Linked DNA regions of Homo sapiens: regions 1, 2 and 4 are each linked to region 3. A link is a contact called in ENCODE Hi-C or POLR2A ChIA-PET data. All regions are on one chromosome and are shown on one strand. The core of a region is the stretch at or near the end of the contact, and the rest is flanking DNA. Distances in the headings are between cores, read along the strand shown. Region 1 overlaps SAG (S-antigen visual arrestin). Region 2 holds the start of PTMA (prothymosin alpha). Region 3 holds the start of TIGD1 (tigger transposable element derived 1). Region 4 has its middle 47 kb from the start of PTMA.

Region 1 (2,911 bases), core at 47-2,546, 780 kb after region 3:
AGGGTCAGAAATCCTGATGCGTGCAGACTAAGGAATTCTAGACTTTTCCCTCCCTCCCTTCCTTCCTTCCTTCCTTCCTTCCTTCCTTCCTTCCTTCCTTCCTTCCTTCCTTCCTTCCTTCCTCCCTTTCTTTCACAGTCTCCCTCTGTCACCCAGGCTGGAGTGCAGTGGTGTGATCTCGGCTCACTGCAACCTCCAGCTCCTGGGTTCAAGCCATTCTCCTGCCTCAGCCTCCCAAGTAGCTGGGATTACAGGCGTGCACCAATTTTGCCTGGCTAATTTTGTATTTTCAGTAGAGATGGGGATTTCGCCATGTTGGCCAGGCTGGTTTCAAACCCCTGACCTCAGGTGATCCATCCGCCTCAGCCTCCCAAAGTGCTGGGATTACCGGTGTGAGCCACTGCACCCGGATAGCTGTTAACTTTTTAAAAACAAAATATTAATTGCTTTCTATAGGCTGGGCACTGTACTGCATGCCTTGCACAAATTGTTTCTTTATCCTCAAACTTTGGCTGAGTGCAGTGGTTCACGCCTGTAATCCCAGTACTTTGGGAGGCCAAGGTGGGAGGATCCCTTGAGCCCAGGAGTTCAAGACCAGCCTGGGCAATATAGGGAGACCCTGCCTTTATTTTTTAAAAAAATCCTCAAGCTTAATTTTAAAGGTGATTAAAAGTCATCTTTTTAATCATCACAACGTCCCTATGAGTTAGATGCAATTATTACCCCCATTTTACTGATGGGGAAACTGAGGCTTAGAATAGATAAATAATTCACCCCACAGTTAGTGGCTAAGCCAAGATTGGCACCCAAACAGCCTGGCTCCAGGCCCACCTTCCTATCCACCACGTTCCACCCACCAACCAGTCCTGTACTGCCTCTAGCTAGTCTCTTGGAGGACAGGAAGGACAATGTTCATGAAGTAAGATGGAGGATGTTAGAAAGGGCTGAGCAGGGGAAAGGAGGGGTCTCCCAGGAGCTGCAGCCTTAGGGGACATGGGTGGGAGTTGATACAGAGCAGGTTATGGGTGACCAGAAATGGCCTGGAGACAGGACTTCAAAACCCCAGCCTTGAAGCTGAGGGCTGAGAAAGCCTAGCCTTGGAAGTGGAGGGAAACCATCATCAGAGAGGAGAGACCAGCGTGTACCCTGGGAGGCCGCAGGGAAAGTGCACGTGTTGGGGGACCAGTGCTGACCACCGGACTCCCGTCTTCCCCTTGCAGTGGAACAGGTGGCCAATGTGGTTCTCTACTCGAGTGATTATTACGTCAAGCCCGTGGCTATGGAGGAAGCGCAGTGAGTAGCTGTTGGGGTTTCCGTTTCCTGGGCGTCTCAGCCTTCTGTGTCAAGTTTCTCGCCGTTTATTGCTGAAGAAGGAACTAGAATGTTCAGCTAGCTCGCCAGCCTTCCACTTCCTTCCTCTTTCTCCCTTCGAGGGCTGCACAGAAAGTTAGCATCTTAGCTCTGCATCTACCACACCCCTCTGTGCCCATCTTACAGGAGTTCTGAGGATTAATGCAAGCCAAAGAATGACGCAGAGGAGAGAAATAAAGACAGAAATGTCACCATGGGATCAGCTGGCTTTTTCTATTTATCCTTGGAATGAATTGTTAGGAATTTGGTACTATTTCCACCTCCCAGAAGATGGTCAAATGAACTGTCAGCCCAGGCTAGGATTCCCTATCTTTTGATCTCAAATTGAAATCTTATACCAGTGACAACTGGATTAGAATATATCTGTTCTTAGCCTGTTGTTGTGAATGACTTTTCCCCTTTGTTAGAATCAAAAACAAATGAGAATCCTGCCATGGTTCCTTTATGCTGGCCTGAGAGACCTGCCCAGCTTTGCTGTGTGCCACAAAGTCAAATAGATTCATTTAATACATGGCTTGGAGTGGGGGGCGATGATCTCCCACCTCCAGCCCCCCGAGAGGATAGCTCGACCAGGTCTTAACTCTTTGCCTTGCTGGCATGTTCTAAGCACCGTTGTATGTAAAAAATATTATCAGGGTTAGAGGAAGGTTAGGGTAGGGGAATGATGAAAGACAACTGATTCCTTAAGATAATATAAGGTAATAGATAGATTTTTTTGAGATGGAGTCTCACTCTGTTGCCCAGGCTGGAGTGCAGTGGTGAGATCTCAGCTCACTGCAACCTCCACCACCCAGGTTCGAGCCATTCTCCTGACTCAGTCTCCCAAGTAGCTGGAATTACAGGAGCCCGCCACCAAGCCCAGCTAATTTTGTATTTTTTTTTTTTTTTGAGACGGAGTTTTGCTCTTGTTGCCCAAGCAGGAGTGCAATGGCGCGATCTTGACTCACTGCAACCTTTGCCTCCTGGGTTCAAGTGATTCTCCTGCCTCAGCCTCCTGAGTAGCTGGGATTACAGGCACACGCCACCACCCCTGGCTAATTTTTTGTATTTTTATTAGAAATGGGGTTTCACCATGTTAGCCAGGCTGGTCTCGAACTCCTGACCTCAGGTGATCTGCCCACCTCGGCCTCCCAAAGTGCTGGGATTACAGGAGTGAGCCACCGTGCCTGGCTGATTTTGTATTTTTAGTAGAGACAGGGTTTCACCTGTTGGCCAGGCTGGTCTCAAACTCCTGACCTCAGGTGATCTGCTTGCCTCAGCCTCCCAAAGTGCTGAAATTACAGGCGTGAGCCACCGCACCTGGCCTATATGGGAATATTTAAAAGGCAACTTTAGGAGAAACTATTACTGTTATTCAAAACAGATTCAAACTGTAGGTCTACAAGGGAGGGAGACAGGAAAGAACCACCACTCACTGCCTCCTTTCTGCCAAGATTGGGCTCTGTTCTGCCTTTAGGGGATCCTCGCACATCCCTGTGCCCTGGAGGGGTCTTGGCCCTGGTTCACCTTTCCTCATGTGCTCAGCAACATGGGAGCAAAG
Region 2 (2,782 bases), core at 119-2,618, 840 kb before region 3:
TTCCGTGTCGGGCGCCCCCTTTTGGCAGCACAGGGACGAACCCTACGTCTCGCCATCTTGTGTGTGGCACAGGTAAATTTCTGGACTATCTTTCCACCTATTCTGGTCCTTTTTCCCACACAACCGATTTCTTAGTTCGACAGCTAAGTGCGGTGGCGATAAGGCCAGCGTAGCCTGTTGTTCTCGGATCGCCCACGTGAGCTAGATCGCTACGTCACGCCACGCTTGCCGAGCCCGGCGCCATCTTGAGTGTGGCGTTTTGATGCTCCCCTTTCTCGGGGCTCCGCATGGTTCTCTAAATGGTCCCCCAAATTTCAGGTAGTCCCCAAAGATTAGCCCAACTGGCTCCAGAGACGATGATTTTTCCCGAGGAACTCTGTAATGTTCATGTGCCCATCGCAGTCCAGCAGTGGGGTGGGAGAAGGGTAGACTCGATGGCCCGGCAGGCCCCTGGAGGAGGCTGCCCTGAGGCTGTCGCGACGGCAGTGACCGCTCGGGACAGACCCTAACTAGAAACCTAGAATGAGGGGACCGCTATGCCGTGCGGGGCCCGCGGGCTGTCCCACTCGAGGGCTGGAGCCGGCATCGCGCATCGAGTCCGCTTGATACATGAATCCGTGTGTGCTTGGGACGGTGCCCGCTTGTCGACTGACTTGGCCGACGGACGCCGGACCTGATGGTGGGCAATCGAGGTCGCCTGCCCACAGGACTAGGGGTGCCCTGCCCTGGGAGGGCGCGAGGGCATGGCAGAGGGACGGGGCGGCCCAGGTGCCCGGGTCTCGGCCTCGTGACCTCGTTGCTCGTCGTGGGGCTGCCGTCCACTTGCACTGGGACAATCCTTGGTCCAAGGCGCCCAGGCGCGGGGGGCGGGCACCTCCGCGGGCACTGCGCTGGGCACCGCCCGGGGCGAGCGCGGCCCAGCACCCCGCCTTCCCCTCCCCCGCGCTGGCAGCCGTCGTGTGCCCGCCGCCCCCTCTTCCCTCCCCCTCCTTCCGAGCAGCCGCGGGGAGGGCGGGAGAGGGAGGGAAGGGGGTTGGGCGGGCAGCTTTGCCGCGCTTTGGCTTTCTGCGTCAGCAGCCCCAGCAAAACAGCTGCGGGAGCGCGCGTCCGGAACGCGCTCGCGCACCCCTCCCCCGCGCCCTCGGCCCTGCTGAGACCCGGCAAACTCCGGCCTTGAATGACAGTGCGATCGGCGACTGCGCAGCGCGGGACGCGCCGGGGCACTGCCGCTTTAAGCACGCTTGTCCATTGTTCGGAATCGAGCCAATGAGCGAGCGCCCGCTCCCTGCGCTCAGCCAATAGCGGCCGGGCATGGGAAGCCGAGCGCCGCCCACTAATCTATATTAAAGCTTCTGGCGCCGCGTGAGTCCCCCACTGGCTGCTCTGAAAAGCCATCTTTGCATTGTTCCTCATCCGCCTCCTTGCTCGCCGCAGCCGCCTCCGCCGCGCGCCTCCTCCGCCGCCGCGGACTCCGGCAGCTTTATCGCCAGAGTCCCTGAACTCTCGCTTTCTTTTTAATCCCCTGCATCGGATCACCGGCGTGCCCCACCATGTCAGACGCAGCCGTAGACACCAGCTCCGAAATCACCACCAAGGTGAGGCTGGACGCCGCCCGCCCCCTCGGGGTCCGCGCGCCGCCGCTCGGGCGGTGTTTGGCGCGCAGCAGCTGGACTGTCTCAAGCCCGCTGTTGCTCCCTCTCGCGGGGAAACGGCCCGCCCCCGGCGCGGTGCCCTCAGGCAGCCCACTCTTTGTGTGGTGCGGGGGAGGGGGCGGGAACCGCCGCGGGCAGACGTGATGCCCGTCGGGGAGTGGGCCGGGCGCCCTCGGGGGCCGAGGGCTAGGCGCGGAGGCCGGCTCACGGCCCTCGAAACTCGTCTGTGGCCGGTATGAGTGGCGGCGGGAGGAGAAGAGCCTGGCTGGGGGTCGTCGGCCCGCCGGGCGCACGGAAATAACTTTGAAACTCAAGCGCGTTGGGAATCGGAAGTGCTGGGGGGCGCGTGTTGGGGCGCGGGCCGGCCGCGGGAAGTGGCGGCGAGCGCCCGCCGGCCGCGCTGCTCTTTGTTCGGCGCCAGGCCGGCGGTTTCGCGCCCTGCAGCGGACCTGAGGTGGTTTGTCTAGACTAAGTCCCGATAAGGCGGATGGGGCGACGGGCTGGCTGGCCGCGACGTCGGCCGTCCCGGCGGAGGTGTGACGGGCTTATCCGCTTTGGGCGCTCTGGGAGGCGGGGGTGGGCGCCCTTCGAGGTGAGTGCGCCGGGAGCGGCCGCCCAGCTTCAGTCATGCACCCGCGGTGCCGGGCTTGGCTGAGGAGGCGAGAGCCCACGCGCCGCAGGGAGGAAAGAGAAAGTGAAGCGCGGCGCTGGGGCGACGATGGGCGCCCCCCGCGGCTGCCCGGGAGCACCGTGTGCGCCGCAGCTCGGGGCGACGCGGGCCAACACGGCGGCCGCGACAGGCCAATGGTAGGGTCGAACTGGGGGGGCGCCCGGGCCCCGTGGCGGGTTCACTGCCCTCGGCTATGAGGTCCTGCGCGGCTGGTGCGGCTCCGCTCCTGTTGTCGGCGCCGCCTCGGTCCCACTGCCCGCCCTGGGTAGCGTCTCCGCCCTTGGCGGGAGCGGGGCGCTCTCAGACTGACTGGCTCTTTCTTAATATTTCGGCCCTCGTCCGCGCCCGTCGTGCCCCTGCAGGGATTGGCGCGAGTCACCTTGGCGTCTCCTTAACCCTTGTGTCCCTGGCGTCATCTCTGACTCTCCCAGGGGCGACTTCTTGGCAGAGCGGAGCTCGG
Region 3 (2,821 bases), core at 253-2,752:
AAACCACGCTGTAAACAGATGTGCTGTCATCCGGGCTTTGCTGTTCCATTTATATAGCACGGGTAGAGTAGATTTAGTATAATTCTTAAGGGCCCTAGGATTTTCAGAATGGTAAATAAGCATTGGCTTCAACTTAAAGTCACCAGCTGCATTAGCCCCTAACAAGAGAGTCAGCCTGTCCTTTGAAGCTTTGAAGCCAGGCACTGACTTCTCCTCTCTAGCTATGAAAGTTCTAGATGGCATCTTCTTCCAATAGAAGGCTGTTTCATCTACATTGAAAATCTGTTGTTTAGTGTAGCCACCTTCGTCAATGATCTTAGCTAAAGCTTCTGGATAACTTGCTGCAGCTTCTACATCAGCACTTGCTGCTTCACCTTGTGCTTTTATGTTATGGAAATGGCTTCTTTCCTTAAACCTCATGAACCAACCTCTGCTAGCTTCAAACTTTTCTTCTGCAGCTTCCACACCTCTCTCAGCTTTCATAGAGTTGAAGAGAGTTAGGGCTTTGTTCTGGATTAGGCTTTGGCTTAAGGGAATGTTGCGGCTGGTCTGATCTTCTATCCAGACCACTAAAACCTTCTCCATATCAGCAATAAGGCTGTTTCGCTTTCTTATCATTCGTGTGTTCATTGGAGTAGCACTTTTAACTTCCTTCAAGAACTTTTCCTTTGCATTTACAACTTGGCTAACTGTTTGCCGCAGGAGGCCTAGCCTTCGGCCTATCTCGGCTTTTGACATACCTTCCTCACTCAGTTTAATCATTTCTAGTTTTTGATTTAAAGTGAGAGATGTGCGACTCTTCCTTTCACTTGAGCACTTAGAGGCCATTGCAGAGTCATTAATTCGCCTAATCTCAATATTGTTGTGTCTCAGGGAATAGGGAGGCCCAAGAAGAGGGAGAGAGATGGGGAACGGTCTGTGGGTGGAGCGGTCAGAACACACACAACATTAAGTTCCACGTCTTATAAAAGACGCTGTATGTGGCACCCCAAAACAATGACAATAGCAACATCAAAGATCACTGATCATAGATCACCATAACAGACACAGAAATCATGAAAAAGTTTTAAATATTTTGAGAATTACCAAAATGTAACACAGAGACACCAAGTGAGCACATGCTGTTGGAAAAATGGCGCTGATACAATTGCTGGACTCAGGGCTGCCACAAACCCTCCATTTGTTTTCAGAATGCCCTATCTGCGAAGCGTAATAAAACGAGGTATGCCATAGTACAGTGGCGCCGCGACCGACAAAGGAAAGCCTCCGGGAGGTCAAAAGAGATACCAGAGAGTGCGTCCCGCACTGGAGGAAGAGGAAGGTTTTTACCAAGCAGCGAGTCCAGAGCCCGCGCCGTCAACGACGCGGTGCTGCCTTTTTTCCGAGCCGCTGCGGGAGGGGGCCAGGACACGCTCCCTTAGGAGAGCGGGCGGGTCACAAGGACCTGGACAGAGGCAGAACTGAGGCCAGCAGCCAGCTCCGCCGCTGAGTCCAGCCCTCTGCGCAGCCGCCCTGAGCTGGCGTCCCGAGATAGCCGCTTCCAAACCGGGCCTGCGCGCCGACGTTCCGCTGCGCCCCGCGCAAAACCGGAAGTACCCGGGCCCAAGGCTGAGGGACCCGGTGGAGCGGAAGTCACTCCCTGAGGCAGTGGCGACAGCGGCGGCGAGAGGATGAACAACAAGTTCGACGCGTGAGTGGCTCGTGGCCGCCCCCGGGGCCCCTTCCCCGAACAGTTCCCCCGCGCCCGCCCCCGCTGGGGCTGGGGCGGCGCAAACCCTGCGGCACCGGCTTCCCTGCTGGGATCCGGCTGCGGCCGGACCTGGCCTGGACTGGCGGGGAGGAGGGGGCTGGGGAGCAATGGATACCGGAGTCCCGGAGACCCCAGGGCCGTCCGAACCGAGGGCGAAGAGCTGGGCCCGGGGGAGGGGTGGCTGTGCCGCCCGGTAGGGGGAGATTTTCGGACGCCCCGCCCTGGTGGATGCGGATTGCCTGCGACGTGGAGGGGTGGGGACCTCGGCGGTTTGGGTGTTTCCGCAGTCTGGCAGCGCTGCCTCTGAATCCAGCTTTCCCCACACACTCCCTCTCCCCTCTGAGCCTCAGTTTTCTCATCTGCAGAGTGGGGACGGTAACACCCTTTGTCGTAGAGTTTGGAGGATGCAATGAGGTAATGTGGTTGCTGCCCTCGACGCGGTGGAAGGCTGGCTTAGGAATTATCTTCCTGAGACTCTTCCTACTTTCTTTCTCCTCCCCTTCCCGTTCCCGTCTTCCAACACACTCGCCAAGACCTAAGTATACTTGTTGCCCTCTCCTGCCCGCTCCGGTTTCTAGTTTCAGCATCAAACAGTTTGGAGGTACAGAGAGAAAATGCAGAAGTATCTTTACTTATCCCCCTCCAAGGATTGTATCTTGAGGTAGAATATGTTCCTTCCTCTCTTCTAGTAGTCTAGTAAATCGACTGTCTCTTCATCCGAAAACCTGGATTTCTAGTCCCAGATTCACCACTTACCATCTGTTTGACTGTAGAAAAGTTACCCAGCCTCTAAGCCATTGTTGCTCAAACCACATTAGTGGCTAGGACCCTGCTGCCACGCCGGGGTGTGATAAGGGTCAGATCACACTCAGCGATGCTTAAAGATGCTTGTGAACATTGCTAACTATTGCGATATAAACGTAAAGTGGAATTACTATTAGTTTAGGTTGTGACCTGGTGCTTTTGATGGGAAATTGGGGTGTTTCCAATACAGAGAGTACTGTGCAAATTCAGGGAATACTGGATTTCCAACACTCCAGGCAGGTAGGTCCTCAGGAATGTTTTCTGGTT
Region 4 (3,015 bases), core at 438-2,937, 890 kb before region 3:
CACTGCAACCTCCGCCTCCCACGTTCAAGCCATTCTCCTGCCTCAGCCTCTCCTGAGAGTAGCTGGGATTACAGGCGGCGCACCACCATGCCCACTAATTTTTTGTATTTTTTTAGTAGAGATGGGGTTTCACCATGTTGGCCAGAGTGGTCTCGAACTCTTGACCTCAAGTGATCCACCCATCTCGGTCTCCCAAAGTATTGGGATAACAGTCGTGAGCCACTGCACCCGGCCACCTTGTTAAAGTTTTAAAAAGAGAAATAAGGATGGACACAATTAAAAGATCATATAGACCTTAAGGACTTGGAAACTGAGGTTGCAAGTCAGACACCTCAACTTGGATGAAGGATCTCTGCTCCGCTATTAGTTTATGAATTTGGGCAAGGCTAATAACCTTAAAATCTCAGCTGCTTCAGGTATCAATGACGAATGATCCCTGCCCTCTGCCTTCTACTTTGACCCCATTCTGACCTGCAAAAATGCCGTTCCTCATAATCCTCAAATGAGCTGCGGAAACTTGAAAGGTAATTGTGACCTGCGAATGTGCTACTGACTACTGAGACCCTGTAGGAAAAAATAAAGGGAGGGAGGAATACGGATACTTTTCCTTCCAACCCCATGACCTGATCACAAGAGTTATGTGCATTCTGGATCCCAAGTCACCAGATAACTAACATTCTAACCTTTGAACGTGGTCTCTCAACTGGCCGGGACCTAGCTCTCCCCAGAGACCGTGAGAAACTGGCAGTTGACCGGCTCCTCTGAGCCTGCTGAGTTTTTTTCTATTTGCCCAACCACAGCTCTGCCAGAGAAGCAAAAACTGCTCCAGTATGTATGTAAACCATGAACCAAACTTCCTAATGCACGGAAGAGCGCTGGCAGGAACCATGCCACTGAATCAGACAGTGGCTGTACTGGAAGGTGGAAAAGACTATTCGTCCTTTCGCGTCCTTTAAGTACTTCTGTACTTATCTCTGTGTGTCAGTTCTTCCACGTGGACCTGGTTATGAAAGTTAATGCACTTAAAACAGGGCCTGGCATACTGCAAACGGAAGGTGAACACTACCATTCTTTCTTTCAAAAATTTCTACTGGCCGGGCGCGGTGGCTCACACCTGTAATCTCAGCACTTTTGGAGGCTGAGGCGGGCAGATCACGAGGTCAATATATCGAGACCATCCTGGCCAACATGGTGAAACCCCTTCTCTACTAAAAATACAAAAATTAACTGGGCGTGGTGGTGGGCGCCTGTAGTCCCAGCTCATAGGGAGACTGACGCAGAATTGCTTGAAAGCGGGAGGCGGAAGTTGCAGTGAGCTGAGATCGCGCCACTGAACTCCAGCCTGGGCAACGACAGCGAAACTCCGTCTCAAAAACAAACTTCTACCAAGAACTTGTATTAGTTTTATGGCTAAGGTTTGCTTTTAAACATTTTCTTGATCATTGTTTTACAGGAACATCTCTTTAATGGAAATTTTTAAACTTATTTTTGCCTCCCCCAAATCCATAACCCCAATTTGAAGTAGAAAGTTGCAAACTATGGGGATGAATTTGCGGAAGGGTATGTCTTTTCTTTTTCTATGAACAACTCAGAATCACATCTCAAAAGGTGTAGGCACTTTCAAGAACGCTTCATCCGCCCGCTTTAAGCACGCGCACCGACGAAAGAGTTTGGGGAGCGAGCGCCTCGGGCTTCCCCGGAGGGGAATTTTCACCCCCGCCAGAGGAAGAGGGCCCAGCTGCGCCATTAGCGCGTGCGAGGGAAAATGGAGGCTCCTGGTCCCACCCGCGCACCGGCGCCTGCGCCCTGGGCGCCCACCCCGGCCCGCGAGGCGGCCACGGCCGGAGAGAGAGGGCAAGGGAACCAGTGCCGTGTCGCGCCCCACCCTGCGCCCGAGCGCAGTGCCGGCGAGCCCGGCTCCGGCCCTTGAGAGTCCGCTCCAGGCCGCTCCACACCACGAGCCGCTCCGCAAGTTTGCAGCGCTCCGTGCTTTCCCTCCAGCCCTTTGTGTTCTAGCGCGCGTCGGAAGGAACGCGGGAACGCGCGCCGTGCTGTGCGCCTGCGCAAGGGTTCAGGCGGTGCGCCAAGCCTGGAGTCAAGAGTGGGCGAGGCTCTCGGCCGCTCCGCCCCGGGCCGCCTTCGCTCCGCCCCTCGCCCGCCATTTCGTGCTCCGCCGCGTCTCCCGCGTCTGGGGCGCGGCTTCCGCGTGATGGACGCCCGGAAGCCGGCACAACAAATGCCCAAGCGCCAGGGCTTCGCTGTCTGCAGGTCCTTCCGCTGCCCGCGGAGCGAAGATGGCGCCTAGAGCTTGCAGCGTTGCCCAAATATGGGGGGAATTAGGCGCCTCTACCTCCTCAAGAAGGGTCTGCCGGCTGACCTCGGGGGTGTGCACGTCCTTCTGTGTGCAGAACCCTGGGGCGTGCGCCTTTCTGTATGTGCACAACCTCGGAAGTGTGCGCATACCCTTGCTTACACTCCCTAGCACGCACACCAAAACTCTGGCATGCACGAACCCGCGGGTTTCCATGTTTTCGTATGTGCACGACCTCGAGGATGTACTTGGACCCGAGAATGTCCGCATTTGTGTTTGCACAGGTCCGGGTGTGCACGGACACGTGCATTCAGGAATGTAGTGGTTCACAGAAGCCGCTGTTTGCGCGGCCCGGGGATGTACGTGGACCCTCGAGTGCTAGCCCCGCCTCCGCTGTCTGTGGCCCGCGAACACGATCTTGTTTCCGGCCTGTTTTGGATTCATTTGCACTTGCCCAGTTTACATGCAAAGCATAATCTGCCGACCACCCCAAGCAATTTTTAATCTTTCCTTCGTTCTTTCTTCACTGATTTTTTGGCTCCTGCCCTGGACCCAACTTTGCACTTGGGCGCACACGGTGATAGTGACGCAGAGCATGAAGCCAGTGGGAGAAACGCCTAGAAATAGGCAGTTAGGACAACCTGAGACCACTGTGAAGGAGGCGCTTGGCTTGTCAATGACAGGGGAAGCGGCCTGGAGGAAGC

The links. A loop is a pair of places that touch in the nucleus more often than their neighbours do. ChIA-PET counts read pairs that join two places held with the same protein, here RNA polymerase II (POLR2A). Pooled maps may share reads with other maps.
Region 1: a map of naive thymus-derived CD4-positive, alpha-beta T cell shows a loop between it and region 3 (25-fold over the local background). The contact joins the enhancer-like site here to the promoter of TIGD1 in region 3. A Hi-C loop is called at or near these places in 1 of 168 maps with a recorded cell type or tissue (naive thymus-derived CD4-positive, alpha-beta T cell) and 7 of 50 pooled maps. POLR2A ChIA-PET finds 5 or more read pairs at or near these places in 2 of 52 experiments (CD4-positive, alpha-beta T cell and CD8-positive, alpha-beta memory T cell).
Region 2: a pooled map shows a loop between it and region 3 (11-fold over the local background). The contact joins the promoter of PTMA here to the promoter of TIGD1 in region 3. A Hi-C loop is called at or near these places in 2 of 37 single-sample maps with no recorded cell type and 8 of 50 pooled maps. POLR2A ChIA-PET finds 5 or more read pairs at or near these places in 2 of 52 experiments (CD4-positive, alpha-beta T cell and naive thymus-derived CD4-positive, alpha-beta T cell).
Region 4: a pooled map shows a loop between it and region 3 (11-fold over the local background). The contact joins the enhancer-like site here to the promoter of TIGD1 in region 3. A Hi-C loop is called at or near these places in 1 of 168 maps with a recorded cell type or tissue (ascending aorta) and 7 of 50 pooled maps. POLR2A ChIA-PET finds 5 or more read pairs at or near these places in 3 of 52 experiments (CD4-positive, alpha-beta T cell, PC-3 and PC-9).

What each region holds. Positions count from the first base shown.
Region 1 is chr2:233,330,420-233,333,330 of GRCh38, forward strand. SAG (S-antigen visual arrestin) reads left to right here. Exons shown (of 16, transcript NM_000541.5): 10 at 1,221-1,293. Among named protein-coding and RNA genes, the nearest start is that of DGKD, 23 kb to the right of the region's middle. Within about 2 kb of position 1,297, at least 19 of the 41 ENCODE cell types and tissues checked have a DNase peak (open chromatin) inside an H3K27ac peak, as active enhancers do; they include CD4-positive, alpha-beta T cell, where a contact is called at or near this core.
Region 2 is chr2:231,707,157-231,709,938 of GRCh38, forward strand. It overlaps PTMA (prothymosin alpha), which reads left to right and starts at 1,369. Exons shown (of 5, transcript NM_002823.5): 1 at 1,369-1,595. The coding sequence starts at 1,551. RefSeq lists enhancers at 1-139, 779-1,416, 1,417-2,055, 1,418-1,477, 2,056-2,693 and silencers at 778-1,177, 1,698-1,877, 2,308-2,617.
Region 3 is chr2:232,549,055-232,551,875 of GRCh38, forward strand. TIGD1 (tigger transposable element derived 1) reads right to left here and starts at 1,503. Exons shown (of 1, transcript NM_145702.4): 1 at 1-1,503. The coding sequence starts at 828. EIF4E2 (eukaryotic translation initiation factor 4E family member 2) reads left to right here and starts at 1,635. Exons shown (of 7, transcript NM_004846.4): 1 at 1,635-1,690. The coding sequence starts at 1,671. MIR5001 (microRNA 5001) reads right to left here and starts at 1,519; the gene lies at 1,420-1,519. RefSeq lists a silencer at 1,646-2,015.
Region 4 is chr2:231,660,329-231,663,343 of GRCh38, forward strand. No RefSeq gene overlaps it. Among named protein-coding and RNA genes, the nearest start is that of PTMA, 47 kb to the right of the region's middle. RefSeq lists a silencer at 1,677-1,876 and enhancers at 1,990-2,284, 2,217-3,015. Within about 2 kb of position 1,688, at least 35 of the 41 ENCODE cell types and tissues checked have a DNase peak (open chromatin) inside an H3K27ac peak, as active enhancers do; they include CD4-positive, alpha-beta T cell, PC-9 and ascending aorta, where a contact is called at or near this core.